2 separate regions of the Mus musculus genome follow, and region 2 is linked to region 1. The links are chromatin loops, found by intact Hi-C in ENCODE. Cell type or tissue: heart. All regions are shown on one strand. Each heading gives the region's core, and the rest is flanking DNA. Links, peaks and the distances in the headings are about the cores only. Region 1 overlaps Cdc42bpa (CDC42 binding protein kinase alpha). Region 2 has its middle 20 kb from the start of Gm31668.

Region 1 (8,756 bases), core at 501-8,500:
AGCAGTAAGGGATAAGGTCAAGTAACATATAAAGGCAGACCTATCAGAAATACACCAGACTTCTCACCAGAGACTATGAAAGCCAGAAGATCCTGGGTAGATCTCATACAGACCTTAAGAGAACACAAATGCCAACTCAGTTTTGCTACTACACCTAGCAAAACTCTCAATTACCGTAGATGGAGAAATTTAAGATATTCCATGACAAAAACCAAATTTACACAATATCTTTCCCCAAATCCAGCCCTAGAGAGGATAATAGATGGAAAATGCCAACACAAGGAGGGAAACCACACCCTAGAAAAAGCAAGAAAGTAATCTTCCTTCAACAAACCCAAAAGAAGATAGCCACACAAACATAAAAATAACATAAAAAATAACAGGAAGCAAAAATCACTATTCATTAATATCTCTTAACATCAGTGGACTCAATTCCCCAATAAAAAGATATAGACTAACAGACTGGATACATAAACAGGACCCAGTGTTTTGCTGCATACAGGAAACACACCTCAGTGTCAAAGACAAACACTTTGTTTTTGTCAGAGTAAAGGGCTGGAACACAGTTTTCCAAGCAAATCGTCCCAAGAAACAAGCTTGAGTAACCATTCTACTATCGGATAAAATCGACTTTCAACCAAAAGTCATCAAAAAAGATAAGGAAGGATACTTCATACTCATCAAAGGAAAAATCTACCAAGAAGAACTCTCAATTCTGAACATCTATGCTCCAAATGCTAGGGCATCCACATTCATAAAAGAAAGTTTACTAAAGCTCAAAGCACACATTGTATCTCACACAATAATAGTGGAGACTTCAACACCCCACTCTCATCAGTGGAAACACAAACACATTAAAAAAAAAAAAAACCAGAAGTTATCCAAATAGATTTAACAGATAATTTATAGAACATTTCACCCTGAAACAAAAGAATATACCTTCTTCTCAGCCCTGCATGGTACCTTCTCCAAAATTGACCATACAGTCTTTCACATAACAGACCTCAACAGATATAAGAAGATTGAAATAATCCCATGCCTCCTATCAGATCACTACAGATTAAGGTTGGTCTTCAATAGCAATAAAAACAACAGAAAGATTGTATCTTGAAACTCAAGAAGAATGAAGACCAAAATGTGGACACTTTGCCCCTTCTTAGAATTGGGAACAAAACACCCAGGGAAGGAGTTACAGAGACAACGTTTGGAGCTGAGACGAAAGGATGGACCATCTAGAGACTGCCATACCTAGGGATCCATTCCATAATCAGCCTCCAAATGCTGACACCATTGCATACACTAGAAAGATTTTGCTTAAAGGATCCAGATATAGCTGTCTCTTGTGAGGCTATGCCAGTGCCTAGCAAACACAGAAGTGAATGCTCACAGTTAGCTATTGGATGGATCACAGGGCCCCCAATGGAGGAGCTAGAGAAAGTACCCAAGGAGCTAAAGGGGTCTGCAGCCCTATAGGTGGAACAACAATATGAACTAACCAGTACCCCACCCCCACCCCCAGAGCTCGTGTTTCTAGCTGCATATGTATCAGATGATGGCCTAATCGGCCATCATTGGAAAGAGAGGCCCTTCGGTCCTGCAAACTTGCCTCAGTACAGGGGAACGCCAGGGCCAAGAAGTGGGAGTGGGTGGGTAGGGGAGTGGGGGGGAGGGTATGGGGGACTTTTGGGATAGCATTGGAATTTAAATGAAGAAAATACCTAATAAAAACAAATTACAAAAAAAAAGAACAACAGAAAGCCCACATACACATGGAAGCTGGACAATGCTCTACTTAATGATAACTTGATCAAGAAAGAAAGAAATGATAGACTTTTTAGAATTTAATGAAAATGAAGGTACAACATACCCAAACTTATGGGACATAATGGAAGCAGTGCTAAGAGGAAAACTCATAGCTCTGTGTGCCTCCAAAATGAAAATGGAGAGAGCATACACTAGCAGCTTAACAACACACCTAAAAGCTCTAGAACAAAAAGAAGCAAATGCACCTAAGAGGAGTAGAAGGCAGGAAATAATCAAATTCAGGGCTGAAATCAACCAAATAGAAACAAAAAGAACTATACAAAGAGTCAACAAAATCAGGAGCTGGTTCTTTGAGAAAAAAAATCAACATATAGATAAACCCTTAGCCAGACTAACCAGAGGGCACAGAGACAGTATCCAAATTAACAAAATCAGAAATGAAAAGGGAGATATAACAACAGAAACTGAGGAAATAAAAAAAAAAATCATCAGACCCTACTACAAAGTCCTATACTCAACACAACTGGAAAATCTGAATGAAATGAAAAAAATTTCTAGACATATACCAAATACCAAAGTTAAATCAGGATCAGATAAACCATCTAAACAGTCCCATAACCCCTAAAAAAATAGAAGCAGTCACTGAAAGTCTCCCAACCAAAAAAAGCCCAGGACCAGATGGATTGAGTACAGAATTCTATCAGACCTTCAAAAAAGACCTAATACCAACATTCTTCAAACTATTCCACAAAATAGAAATATAAGGAACACTACCTAGTTCATTCTATGAAGCCACTAAAACTTCACAAAGACCCAACCAAGAAAGAGAAGTTCAGACCAACCTTGATGCAGAAATATTCAATAAAATTCTCGCAAACCGAATCCAAGAACACATCAAAATGATTATTCACCATGATCAAGTAGGCTTCATCTCAGGGATGCAGGGATGATTCAATATATGGAAATGCATCAATGTAATCAACTATATAAACTTCAAACACATGATCATTCCATTAGATGCTGAAAAAGCATTTGACAAAATTCAACATCCCTTTATGTTAAAAGTCTTGGAAAGATCAGGAATTTAACACCCATATGTAAACATAGTAAAAGCAATATACATAGTAAAAGCAATATACAGCAAACCAGTAGCCAACATCAAACTAAATGGAGAGAAACTTAAACTAAGAGAAACTTAGTCCCACTAAAATCAGGGACTAGACAAGGCTGCCCTCTCTCTCCCTATCTGTTCAATATAGTACTTGAAGTTCTAGCTAGAGCAATTAGACAACAAAAGTAGGTCAAAGCAATTAGACAACAAAAGGAGGTCAAAGGGATACAAATTGGAAAGGAAGAAGTCAAAATATCACTATTTGTAGATGATATGATAGCATACTTAAGTGACCCCAAACACTCCACTGGAGAACTCCTACAGCTGACAACTTCAGCAAAGTGGCTGGATATAAAATTAACTCAATCAAATTAGTAGCCCTCCTCTACACAAAGAAACAGGCCGAGAAAGAAATTAGGGAAACAACACCCTTCCCAATAGTCACAAATGATATAAAATACCTTGGTGTGACTCTAACTAAGCAAGTGAAAGATCTGTATGATAAGAACTTCAAGTCTGTGAAGAAAGAAATTAAATAAGACCTCAGAAGATGGAAAGATCTCCAATGCTCATGGATTGGCAGGCTTAATATAGAGAAATGGCTATCTTGCCGAAAGCAATCTACAGATTCAATGCAATCCCCATCAAAATGCCAACTCAGTTCTTCATAGTGTTAGAAAGAGCAATTCTCAAATTTATTTGTAATAACAAAAAGCCTAGGATAGTGAAACTATTCTCAACAAATAAAATAACTGGAGAATCACCATCCCTGACCTCAAGCTATACTACAAAGCATTAGTGATAAAAACTGCATGGTATTGGTACAGTGACAGGTAGATGAATGGAATAGAATTGAAGACCCAGAAATGAACCCATACACCTGTGGTCACTTAATCTTTGACAAAGAAGCTAAAAAGACAGCATTTTCAACAAATGGTGCTGGTTCAACTGGCAGTCAGCATGTAGAAGAATGCAAATTTATCCATTCTTTTCTCCCTGTACAAAGCTCAAGTCCAGGGGGATCAAATACCTCCACATAAAACCAGACACACAGAATCTAATAGAAGAGAAAGTGGGGAAAAGTCTCGAACACATGGCACAGGGGAAAAATTCTGAAGAGAATACCTATGGCTTATGCTCTAAGATCAAGAATTGACAAATGGGACCTCATAAAATTACAAAGCTTCTGTAAGGCAAAGGACACTGTCAGTACGACAAAAAGGCAACCAACAGATTAGGAAAAGATCTTTACCAATCCTACATCCAATTGAGAGCTAATATTCCGTATATACAAAGAACTCAAGAAGTTAGACTCCAGAGAACCAAATAACCCTATTAAAAAATGGGGTATAGAGCTCAACAAAGAATTTTCAACTGAGGAAACTTGAATGACTGAGAAACACCTAAAGAAATGTTCAACATCCTTAGTCATCAGGGAAATGCAAATCAAAATAACCCTGAGATTCCACCCCACACCAGTCAGAATGGCTAAGATCAAAAACTTAAGTGACAGCAGATGCTGGAGAGGATGTGGAGAAAGAGGAACACTCCTCCACTGCTGGTGGGATTTTAAGCTGGTACAACCACTCTGGAAATATGTCTGGTGGTTGCTCAGAAAATTGGACATAGTACTACCTGAGGACCCAGCTATATCACTCCTGGGCATATACCCAGAAGATCCTCCAACATGTAGTAAGTACTCATGCTCCAGTATGTTCATAGCAGCCATATTTATAATAGCCCGAAGCTGTAAAGAACCCAGATGTTCCTCAACAGAGGGTACAGAAAATGTGGTACATTTACAGAATGGAATACTACTCAGCTGTTTAAAAAAAAATGACTTCATGAAATTTGGAGGTAAATGGATGGAACTTGAGAATATCATCTTAAGTGAGGTGACTCAGTCACAAAGGAACACTCACAGTATGTACTCACTGATAAGTGGATATTAGCCCAAATGTTTAGAATACCCAAGATTGAATTCACAGACCATATGAAGCCTAAGAAGAAGGAAGACCAAAATGTGGATGCTTAAGTGCTTTTTAGAAGGGTGAACAAATATGAGGAAATATTTGGAGGAAATATGAGGACAAAGTGTGGAGCAGAGTCTGAAGGAAAAGCCATCCAGAGACTGCCCCACTAGGGATCCATCCCATATACATTATTGTGGATGCCATGAAGTGCTTGCTGATGGAAGCCTGATATGGCTGTCTCCTGAGTGGCTCTGCCAGAGCCTGACAAGTACAGAGGTGGATGCTTGCAGCCAACCATTGGACAGAGCTCTGGGGTTCCCTATGGAGGAGGTGGAGAAGGGACTGAAGGAGCTGAGGGTGTTTGCAGCCCCATGGAGGCAGCAACAGTGTCAACAGGCCACCCCTCACCCCCTAAGAGCTCCTGGAGACTGGTCCACCAACCAAAGAATACACATGGGGAAACCCATGGCACTGGTCACATATGTGGCAGAGGATGGCCTTGTTGGACTTCAGTGGGAGGAGAGGCCCTTGGGCCTGAGGTGTTTGATGCCCCAGTGTAGGGGAATACCAGGGCCTGAGGACAGGAGTTTGTGTATTCGGGAGTACCCTCATTGAGGCAGGAGTAGGAGGGATGAGATAGGGGTTTTCCAAATTGGAAAAGGAAAAACATTTGAAATGTATATAAAGAAAATATCCAATAAAAAATGTCCTGAAAAGAAAAAAAAAGAAACATTTTTTAAAATAAAGAGCTGAGGTACAAAATCACTTTAGTGTGAAAGTCCTAGATGGCTTGAGATGAAGTTGAGATAGATGTTATATACATGATTGATAGACAAATGATATGATGATCATAGAGAGATAGATAGGCGAACAGATAAACAGACAAAGAGACATAGAGACTGATGATAGAGATATATAAAATAGTAATTTTATCCTAAAATGAGTTTTCAATAAAGGAACAGGCAAAAGAATGAAATGGGAAAGGAGGAGGGTAAAAAGTCCACTGGATATAGCAAATGATTAAGCCAGAAGGACAAGGCTCTAGCACTAGTATGATGTAAAGTACAAGAAGAAAGCCTGAGGCTTGAAAGATAATGATGAAATCCAGGCAGACTCAAAACACAAAAGGCATAAAAAAAAGTGTACCTTTATAAATACTAACTTTGCTCTGTTTTAAGTAATGCTGTTCTGGGAGAGTCAAGTCTAGCCTATTGGTCTGGAGTAGCCTTAACATAATGCTCTACTTCTCCACCCCCCACCCCCACCCCCACCCCACCCCAGACAGGGTTTCTCTGTGTAGCCCTGGCTGTCCTCGAACTCACTTTGTAGACCAGGCTGGCCTCGAACTCAGAAATCCTCCTGCCTCTGCCTCCCAAGTGCTGGGATTAAAGGCGTGCGCCACCACACCCGGCCCAGTGCTCTACTTTTTAAACCCAATGGTTTTTTTTTTTTTTTGCTTAATAGGAGTTACTGATTTTAAAAAAACTTTGTAAATAATTGGCCTAATACTCTGAGGTTAGAGATCACACTAAGTAGGAAAAACTGGAATTTGTAGCTCTTTTTGAAAGAAAAATTAACTCTCAAAATTAATGAAGTAGACCTGATGTCCCAGACTACAGAGCTGCATCAGTGATATCACTTCCTTTTCTCCTGGAGGAAACCAGGGTTTTATGTAAAGCTGCTTAGTTCAAAGATTTATAGCAAAATGGTCAGCCTCATCTGCCCTTTACTCTAGACATTGTTTCTGGGGTTAAAAAAATAAACTAACAAAGAATAGAGGAAAATAGAGATGATTTATTTACTGAGAAACAGATGGCAGAAGCCATAAAGGCTATGGCAAGCAAGTGAATTTCCTGGAGATGGCCCACTGTTTTACATGACTGTGATGGGTGCACTCTGGAGAGGCACATCCCCAGAGATTTTGTCCCAGGATTGCTTCTCACTATTGATGTGCCTTCCCTGCCACTATTACATAGCTAATGATACCTGGGCTTTAGTCCACCCTATTGGGCAAATTTCCTACAGATTAATATGAAGATGAGCTTTTATGAATTAATGCTATTTAGATGAATTAATGACTTTATAGAATTCAAATAATTTTAGGAAGAAAGTTTAAGGAGATGGTTTTGGTTGTTTTGCCAGAAAGATATAATGAAGTTAGAATCAAGAACAGGATGTGCCCCTCCTCATAGAACAGTAAGTGAAGCTTGCATAATCAGGAATACAACGAGCTTTCACAATTACACTAAGAAGAGACATAGGCTTGGGACAGATTTGTGATCAAGGAAAAACATTCATTCTAGGTCAGGTCCAAGGATGAAGTCACAGGTGTGCACTATGATAAAGGCTATGTGAAACTGTTGCTTTGAACTTAATAATGAGCTTATAGAATGAAACATAGTTTTGAACTAATTGAGCATCCTTCTGTAACTCCCTTTTTATGTAACATTTTATCTGTGAGATAATTTTAAAAAGAACTTTTCTCTAAGAAGGTATAAATTGCCAGGGAGAAGAAATAGTGTGGGTTCTGGATCTCCCACTCCATTTACCAAATGTACATACACACACATACATGCATACATACATATACATATTCTGTCTATATGTATATGCATACATATGAATGTAGATATATGTGTATGAATATAACTATGCATGTGTACTTATGAAATTGATGTGACAGGTGGCTGGGCAGAGAGAGAGAGAGTGCGTGCGCATGCAAGTGAGCTAGCCTGGCCATCCAAAGGGCCCTTGAGCCAGAGAGAAAAGAGCCCAGATAACTATGCCTTTTTTCTTTTTTCTTTTTTTTTTTAAGCTTGTTTCTAAAATGTTTATTTTTTCATTTGGACAGAAAATTATGAAAGGTAGAATCAAGTGTGTGACTTCTACTGAAGGACACCTAATGCAAGCTTAACTAAATTAACCTGATCAGAAATTGAGGGGTTTTTTTTGATGATTTTTTTTCTTCTTTTTTTTAAAAATTAGGTATTTATTTCATTTACATTTCCAATGCTATCCCAAAAGTCCTCCCCACCCTCCCCCACCCACCCACTCCCACTTCTTGGCCCTGGTGTTCCCCTATACTGAGGCATATAAAGTTTGCACGACCAATGGGCCTCTCTGTCCACTGATGGCCGACTAGGCTATCTTCTGATACATTTTCAGCTAGAGACACAAGCTCTGGGGGGGGGGGGGATGTTACTGGTTAGTTCATATTGTTGTTCTACCTATAGGGTTGCAGATCCCCTCATCTCCTTGGGTACTTTCTCTAGCTCCTCCATTGGGGGCCCTGTGTTCCATCCAATAGCTGACTGTGAGCATCCACTTCTGTATTTGCTAGGCCCTGGCATAGTCTCACAAGAGACAGCTATATCAGGGTCCTTTCAGCAAAATCTTGCTAGTGTATGCAATGGTGTCAGCGTTTGGAGGCTGATTATGGGATGGATCCCCGGGTATGGCAGTAAAGATCTAATTCCAGTTCTTCACAAACTATTCCACAAAATAGAAGCAGAAGGTACTCTACCCAACTCATTCTATGAAGCCACAATTATTCTGATACCTAAATCACAGAAAGACCCAACAAAGATAGAGAACTTCAGACCAATTTCCCTTATGAATATCGATGCAAAAATACTCAATAAAATTCTCGCTAACCGAATCCAAGAACACATCAAAACAATCATCCATCCTGACCAAGTAGGTTTCATTCCAGGGATACAGGGATGGTTTAATATATGGAAATCCATCAACGTAATCGATTATATAAACAAACTCAAAGACAAAAATCACATGATCATTTTGTTAGATGCTGAGAAAGCATTTGACAAAATCCAACACACATTCATGATAAAAGTCTTGGAAAGATCAGGAATTCAAGGCCCATACCTCAACATGATAAAAGCAATCTA
Region 2 (8,756 bases), core at 469-8,468, 190 kb before region 1:
AAACAAAACTGAAGCTTGCTGTAAGCATTCCCAACTCAAAGGAGCTGGTTTGCTTTCTGGCTATTTTTCCAATCTTCATTGTGTATAAATTCTAAATTCCTAGCCTCCAACAAGGCAGGTTTACAGCTGTTATTAGTACTGTGGCAGCCTCCTGCTCAGAGCACTTTCTGATAAAAGTAGAACTTTCTTTATTTCAAAAAATTTCAGAAAGACTTTGGTTCTCCCGGTTCTGAAGATTTCTCTGCCTGCCCTCCCACCCTCTGCCCAGAGCGCAGCCAGATGCTGTTAAAGAACTGCCTTCTCTCCTTTGAGGCCGTGCTAGCGGTTATTAATTCTAAGTGTGGGAATGCGGCCTCCAGCCTCCGATATGGCATTGTTTACGCTTCTTCTGTGACTTGGGTGTTTATCAGAACAGGCGATGAATGGCTTTCGCCCCCCCTTCCTGGGGGATCGCTGGTGGTTTTGTGCTATCTCAGTTCCCAAGCTGTTTAGCAGGCCCACACTGTTTCCTTTGTGCTGAGCCAGATCTCAGTGTTCCAGGGCACGGTTGCTTCCACCAACACAGATGCCTGCCAACCATTCTTGCTAGGCTAGGAAGTAAACCACTGATCGATCCTAGAGATTAGCAAACAAAACAAGGAGATGCAGGATCCCGGGGAGCTCTCCACTAGCTCCATCACAGGTACTAACTAGTTTTGCCCCAGTGGCCTTGCCCCTGTTCCCAGGTAGAATAACCAGGTCTATGGGGTGGGTAGACTTGTCTTGGCCAAAGTGGTTCGTGGCTTGACACTTGGAGCAGAGGGTGTGGTTTTAATTTGGCCTGGCTCACACTCACTAGCTGTTTCTTTCTGAGTGTCTTCATTTAAGACAGTGGTTCTCAAGTTGGTGAGTGCATCTGAGTCATGCAGAGAATCTGTTAAAACACCTGAGTTTCTTTTTTTTTTTTTTAAAGATTTACTTATTTATTATATGTAAGTACACTGTAGCTGTCTTCAGACACTCCAGAAGAGAGAGTCAGATCTTGTTATGGATGGTTGTGAGCTACCACGTGGTTGCTGGGATTTGAACTCCTGACCTTCGGAAGAGCAGTCGGGTGCTCTTACCCACTGAGCCATCTCACCAGCCCCCCATACCTGAGTTTCTGATGGAGTAGAATTGGAATGAAGCCCCCACAACAGCTTTTTCCAAATTCTTAGATGATGCAGACTTTGCCAGTTTGAAAAAAATCACTTTAAACACCACTGGCCAGGCTGAGAGTCAGGAGAGTGCCTAGTGAAGCACTTCGTCTACAAGCACCAGTTCAGATCCCCTGCACCCACATAAAAAACTGGATGTAGGTATCATCCCAACACTAGGATGGGGAGAAAGAGGAGCCTGGGGCTTGATGACCAGATAGTCTAACAGAATCAGTGAACTCTGCATTCATTGAAAGACCCTATCTCCAAAAATGTGAGGTGGGACTGCCAAGTTGGCTCAGGGGTTAAATGTACCTGCTAGCCACCCAACTCACCAACTCTTACACGTTGTTTTTTGACCTCCACATGTGTGTCATGGCGTGCAGGTACCCTTCCCCCCATACATACACACATACACACACAAAATAAATTCATGTAATAATTTAAAAAAAAAAAAGGTAAGGTGGAGAGCAACTGAGGAAGTTGCCCTGACATTGGCTTCTGAATGCTTGTGCTATAGGTGTGCACACACCTGCACACACTCACTGTACACACACAAAAACGTGTGCATCTGCACAGCACACATACAGCCCTGGGTTAAGATATCCCTGGTGGTACATGTCTGTGATGCTGGTAGTTAGGAGACAGAAGCAGGAGCACCTGCGAAACTCAAGGGGAGCGTGAGCTACACATCCAGTCCCAGGCCAGCTAGGGCTACTACACAGCTAGAAAAGAAAAGAAGAGAAAAGGAGAGGAGAGAAGAGGAGAGGAGAGGAAGAGGAAGAGGAAGAGGAAGAGGAAGAGGAAGAGGAAGAGGAAGAGGAAGAGGAAGAGGAAAGAAAAGAAAAGAAAAGAAAAGAAAAGAAAAGAGGAAGGACAAAAATATGCATACATCAGGGGCTGGTGAGATGGCTCAGCAGGTAAGAGCACTGACTGCTCTTCTGAAGGTCCTGAGTTCAAATCCCAGCAACCACATGGTGGCACACAACCATCTGTAACAAGATTTGGCACCCTCTTCTGGAGTGTCTGAAGACAGCTACAGTACCTTTACATATAATAAATTTTAAAAAAATATTTATTAGGGGCTGGAGAGATGGCTCAGCGGTTAAGAGCACTGACTGCTCTTCTGAAGGTCCTGAGTTCAAATCCCAGCAACCACATGGTGGTTTACAACCACCTGTAACAGGATATGATGCACTCTTCTAGTGTGTGTCTGAAAACAGCTACAGTGTATTTATATATAATAAATAAATCTTTAAAAAGTATTTATTAAAACATTAAGCATACATCAAAACAAACAAACCCTACCGGTTATGATATGATTCCAGGTTGGTGGTTAGGAGTGGCCATCTCAGTCGAACCGTTCACGTTGCAAGCTGCTGGGGCACAGGAGCACAGATGCCGCACTGTTGGGAGCACGAGGAAAGCACAAAACTGTACAAAGCTACCTAACCTAGCTCCTACCAGGAAATATTCACGGCGCTATTTATATTTTACTTACCTTTACTTTCATTGCAACAGAAAGACCTAACTGTGCTTGGACAGCGAGGAGGAGCACACCAATGTGCAGCCCAGCGCAGAGGCTGTCCTCTCTGATCCTATGGGAGCCCCTTCCCATTGTCCTCATTGGTCATTTCTCCATGCTGTATCACCCAAGCTGTCCTGCAACTCATGGGCTCAAGTCATCCCGCTGCCTCAGCTTTCCCAGTAGCTGGGGCCACAGGCATGCGCTACCATGCTCCGCCTGCGCACGTTACTTTTAAGAGTACAAATACGTCTCGGAATTTCACGGTAACACTGACGCCTGAAGGGAGACCCCATTTTACTTTCTCTGGCCTTGCTTGCTGTTGCCATGGCAATTCTCCCTATATGCTCTAGCTGAGTATCTGGTTGTCGCCTGTCCATGCCACCCTCCCAGCCTTGCAGGACCCATCTCTGGAGGTTCTGCAGCCAGGCTCAACGATGCTGCTGATGTCTGGACACGGAGTTGGAGTTAGAAGAACTGCTAGAAAGCAAATCCCTGATGCATGCATGTCCTGTGTAGAAAGAGGAAGCCTAAGGGTGCAGAGAGATGTGTTTTGTTCTCATTGGTCAGTAAATTTCCCCAGACCATTCACACACTATTCCCGGTGCTGGGAACAAAATTCCTAAATAAACTGTGGTTTGCATTCTTCCTCTTCATTTTTTTAAAAGATTTATTTATTTGTTTTATGTATATGAGTACACTGTAGCTGTCTTCAGACACAGTAGAAGAGGGCATCAGATCCCATTGCAGATGGTTGTGAGCCACCATGTGGTTGTTGGGAGTTGAACTCAGGACTTCTATGAAGAGCAGTCAGTGCTCTTACCAGCTGAACCATCTCTCCAGCCCTGCAGTTTGCATTCCTTACCAGGAAGAATAGAAGACAATGTGCTGGTAATATGCACTTTTTCTTCTTGTATAACAACACAATTTAATTTTTGCCATGACTTTAATTTAGTTTTTAAAACCCTTAAATTGCATTTTATGTGTTTGAGTGTTTTGCCTGCATGTATATCTGTGTACCATGTATATGCCTGGTCTCCTAAGAAGCCAGAAGAAGGCATCAGATCCTTTGGGACTGGAGTTACAGTTGATTGTTAGCCTACAAGTGGCCTTAACCACTGAGACATCTCTCTAGTCCTGGGTCTTTAACTCTAGAGCCATGGGTAGTCTCTGCATAGAGCTGTGGTCTGACGTTGTCTTCTCTATGATAATATACTGTGTACACCCGGCTCCACACTATTCTTCCTATCGTGGTTGTTTATAGCAAATGTTAAACAGTGTCTTAAATTGTTGATTATTTATTTATTTATTTATTGCTTTTCGAGACAGGGTTTCTCTGTATAGCCCTGGCTGTCCTGGAACTCACTCTGTAGACCAGGCTGGCCTCGAACTCAGAAATCTGCCTGTCTCTGCCTCCCAAGTGCTGCGATTAAAGGCATGCACCACCACTGCCTGGTGATGATTTTATTTTCCATACTATGCTTTGGGAGATTTTTTTTTTAATAAAGAAAAATTTCCTCACTAATGTTACATGCCCCCCCCCCCGCCAGATAGTCAAACTAGAGACTTTATTATTTTTTTTTCCTACAAAGACTTCAGATCCAGTACTTTTTTACATACTTAAAAATGACCTAAAATGACCTATAGGGAAAATCTAGTAAGCTACAGCAAACAACAGATACTTGCATATATATATGCATATATATGTATATTATCATGATACAATTTATAATAATCAAGTTATACAATTAGCCTAGGGCCTACCAATAGTGAATGGGCAAAGAAAACATATATGTACACTGGATTGTCATCTAGCCATAAAGAACAAAATCATGTTGTTTACAGAAAACTGTCTAGAACTGGAGATCATCACATCAAACAAAATAAGCTAAACTCAGACAAATATTGCATAGTTTTGCTTGTTGTTTGAGATAGGGCCTCATGGAGCCCAGGTTGGCCTTGAACTTGGTGGAATTCGCTATGTTGCAGAGTATGGTATAGAACCCCTGAACATCCTGCCTTGGTATTTCAAGACTTTCCCACCAAGCCAACTTAACAAAATTTCTTTAATAAGCAGAACATTGATTTTTTTTTTTTAAAGAAAAGCATTAAATAGAAGGGAACTATTTGAAAGGAAGCGGGGACCAGGACAAAAGAGATTCATAAGGAGGGGTAAATGTGATTAATATACATTATAAGCATTAGGAAAATGTCACAATGAAACCCGTTATTTTGTACAGTTAATCTACACAGACGGAAAGCGGGAAATAATGACTTATCTGCAAAGACAGGCAAATTACAGATGCTTCTTGGCTTCTGATGGAGCTATGTTCTGATAAAGCCATTAAGCTGAGGACATGGTAACTGGAAAATATACCCATGCCTAGCTTACAAACATCCCGCTCTACAAGGCAGCATGGCCAGACTTGCGGGTGTTCACCTTCAGGATCTCTGGGCTGACCGGGAGCCCGGGCTTCCTGCTCCTGCCCAGCTTTGTGAGTGTTAGACCTCCTATTTAAAGGCCCGGGGCGGGGAGATCAAAACTGGGAAGTGAGGTGTCTACTGACTGCAAAACTTTCACATAATTAAAAAACTTAAAAAATATGAAGGTAGGATCTATCTGCGTAAACATTCGATAGGGAAAGAAGTGCTAAGGGTCCTAGGGGTCCCCTACGTGGGTGCCATTTGGGCTTTAATGTACTTCACCATTAGATGGCGCTATAGTAATAGACATAACAACTCAGTGACCAAGGCCTGGTCTTTTCACTCCAAGTAAGTTCAGAGAGTTCTAAATTGGCCTTTGTCAGCCCAGCAAAGGAGATTTGCTTCTGGAACCTCTGTGGTAAGACTCCATGGCAAGTCAGATGGAATGAATGCTAGAAACAGGGCTTTTTCTTCTTATTTTTTAAAACATATAAAAAAATCGTTATATGTATGCACGTGGGTGTCTATGTCTGGGAGCGTAGGTGCTCACTGAAGCCCTTGCGTCCCCTGGAGCTGCAGTTACACATGGTCATGCGCTGCCTTCTGTGGGTGCTGCGATCCTGACTTGGGTTCTCCGCAAGAGCTGTGTACACTTTAAACTGTAGACTCCTGCCCTTCTCCTCCCCCTTCTTCCTCCCCTCGCTCCCTCCTTCCCTCCCTCCCTCCCATCTTCTTTCTCTCACTCCCTTCCTTCTTCCCTCCCTGCCTCCCTCCTTCCTCTTCTTCCTCCTTGCTGGGAAGAATACTCAGGGCCTCGTGCAAGTCAGGCAGTCACTCAGCTACTGAGGTGCAGCTGTGCTCCAGAACTTGACTTCTGACTTCAGGATGCCCTGTGACCTCCAGACTCGGGGTCTGGAGCTTAAGCCCAGGAATGCTTCGTTAGACAGGTTGGGAGGCATTGTGAGACATCTTTGCATGTCTCCTGACGTTGTGACTCTTCTAAATGTGAATGCAAGAATGATAATGAATTAGTTTATGATTTTGCTTTTTGGAATAGAGTCTCAATGTATAGTTTAGGTGTCTGTGAACTCAGGTCCTGCTGTCTTTACAGTTCCTTACCACCATCCCCTGACAAAAATACTTTGTTGCCATCTATGGAGAGGGCTCCTGTTTATCCAACATCCAAACTGATACAATTCTTCCCACTAGTGTTTAACATCCTGTGTTTTCATCCTGTGTTAATTCTTTCATAAATGGATGGCTACGTATTTATCATTATTTATTTATTTATTTATTTATTTATTTGTAGCAGAGCAAATACACGGCAGCCTCTCACATTTGGGATGTGGGGAAGAAAAAAAATGGCTCTTCTCTGGTCCAGACCCTCTTCAGTTCCAAGCCACCTGCCCTTTGCTGTTCCCGACTTGTTTTCTACAGTGAGTCACAAGGTGTCCTCGTCAGGGATTCTGGGTCCCCAGAGGACATGGAAAACTGGGTCAAGGGAATACTCATGGCGGTTTAAAGGTTTTTCAAGAATGGCACGTTTGCTTTAATTTCTCACATAATTGAAAGGCTCCAATGGTATTAGAAAGTTAATGGGGCTGTGCGTGAGGCCGTAGAAATAGAAACAAATCCAGCTAGACCTACTTTCAGACAAAAAAAAACGAGTCCAAGAAGAAGGCACCGGTGAAACAAAGAGAACCGAGTAGGTTTTATTTAGAAATGTTTCCTGGCCTAGGAACCAGGGTTGCAGCCCCTCAGGGGGCCTTGAGGGACCTAAGCCTGCTGGGAGTTCAGGAGCTCGACATGTCACCCACAGGCTCACGGCCTGTTGACAAAGGGTGGCTCAGTTGGATGGCAGGCCTTGCTGTTAGTCTGTCCCACTGGGGGACCATGTCATCACCACAGCCAGGAGCTACTCTCTCTGTTCTGTGCTGGGCGCCATCCATCCTGCCTTGTCCTCCTAGGCTGGCACATTCCATGACAGTGAGAAAGTTGCCAGGGCAAACAAGCGAAAACCTTGTCTGTATGCCCACCGTGGGCAGAGAGCAAAGGACCTCCTGGCTCTTCCAACCTTCAGACCGATATCCACTACCTCTCTGTTTCTTTCTTAGGAAGTGGTTGCTGCCATCACAGTCTTTTACCTTCATTGGCCAGTGATCAGTGGGTGACCATGGGGCCACAGACACCCCACTGCTTGTGGGGCTGGAGATCTGGGTGCTCTGAAGGGAGGACACCTTACTTGCCTTTGGGCACTGGGAAAGACTAGTAGGAGCCAAGGCTTCTCTAGGCCCCAGAGTGGGTTTCTCCCCTAACACTCAGTCTGTCTCTGAATCGCAGACGTGTTCCCTCCCCACATCTGCTGAGAAATTACATTCCTGGAGAATCGCTGCTTCCTCGGGACGCTGGGAAATCTGCTGAGCTTCCTTGCAAGCATACCCAGGGTAGCCACTGCAGGGACCTTCCCAAGTAAAAAGGGCATCACACTCTTAAACACTCTTCATTGTGGCTTTACCCGGGAGTCTTACCTTCTAGCCACAGGCCACGATGAAACTATATAAGGGAGTAGCTACCAAATTTATTGTAGGTAAAACACCAATACATGTTAGCTTCAGATGGGGAAGGTGGGAGAGATCTGTAACGTGCAGCCTTTGCTTCTTTCTATGGTGTGAGTCTCTGGGACATGCATTTGGGGGAAAGTTCCCAGAAGGCTGTGCAGCCTGGGGAAGGAGCTGATGGAGGAAGAGGAAATGGGATTGTATTTGTGAAAGCATTGGGCTTCCAAGAGAGTGGGGGTTCAATGAATGGAGTCCTCCTGGCATAGAGAGGTTGAGAGATATTCTCCATGCTCCAAGTGGAGTCTGGGAAGCAAGTTGGGGACACGTGTCTTCCAGCTCTGTCCTTTGCTCTAGGCTGGCAGGAAGTGCTGGGAACTAACCTGAGAGTAAATATGGCAACGATTAGGGATACTTGGCCCAAGACACCTAATTTCTGAAATGAGAGTATGCTTTGAGATTGGAAATGTCCACACAGCTTTGCGGTAAAGGTCAGTGGTAGAGGCTTGCCTAGTAAGGCCATCTTTAGAGCCACTATAAAAACACATGTGTGTATATATGTATAAATTAAATGTCCATGCAATGGTCTGATTGATACCTCACAGTGAACAAGAAAATTCTGAAGTCCCTGGAGGCTTTTTCCCTTATTTTATGTGCATGAGTGTTTTGTCTGTATGTATGCATATGCATCATATATATGTCTCCTGCCTGGGGAGGACAGAAGAGGGAATCAGACCCCTGGAACTAGAGTTGTGAGCTGTCATGTGAGTGCTGGTAACTGAATCCCTGGTCCTCTGCAAGAGTAAGTGCTCTTAACTGCTGAGTCATCTCTCCAGGCCCTGGAGTTCTTAGAGTTAAATTATCATTATCATTACCACCACCACCACCACCACCACTAGCAGCAGCAGAAGCAGCAGCAGCAGGACCACCACCACCACCACCACCATCGTCGTCGTCATCATCATCATCATCATTGTGTTGAGATCAGAGGCCAGGTTTTGGAAGTTGGTTCTTACCTTCTACCATAGGATCAGGTCATCAGGCAATCAATCACCTTTACAAACAGCTATTTCGCCT

Evidence for each region. A loop is a pair of places that touch in the nucleus more often than their neighbours do. Peaks named below come from ENCODE experiments on the same cell type or tissue, not always from the same donor. Only the 100,000 strongest peaks of a DNase experiment are listed, where the experiment ranks them.
Region 2: it touches region 1 in a loop (2.7-fold over the local background); 3 of 42 quality-filtered maps call a loop at or near these places.

What each region holds. Positions count from the first base shown.
Region 1 is chr1:180,047,834-180,056,589 of GRCm38, forward strand. The region is part of intron 5 of Cdc42bpa (CDC42 binding protein kinase alpha); the gene reads left to right. Among named protein-coding and RNA genes, the nearest start is that of Cdc42bpa, 91 kb to the left of the region's middle. In heart, for the core only: no CTCF peak of the experiment used is centred there; no DNase peak of the experiment used is centred there.
Region 2 is chr1:179,853,998-179,862,753 of GRCm38, forward strand. No RefSeq gene overlaps it. Among named protein-coding and RNA genes, the nearest start is that of Gm31668, 20 kb to the right of the region's middle. In heart, for the core only: a CTCF peak has its summit at 5,399 (motif pointing right); a DNase peak (open chromatin) is centred at 514; H3K4me3 peaks cover 390 bases; H3K27ac peaks cover 336 bases.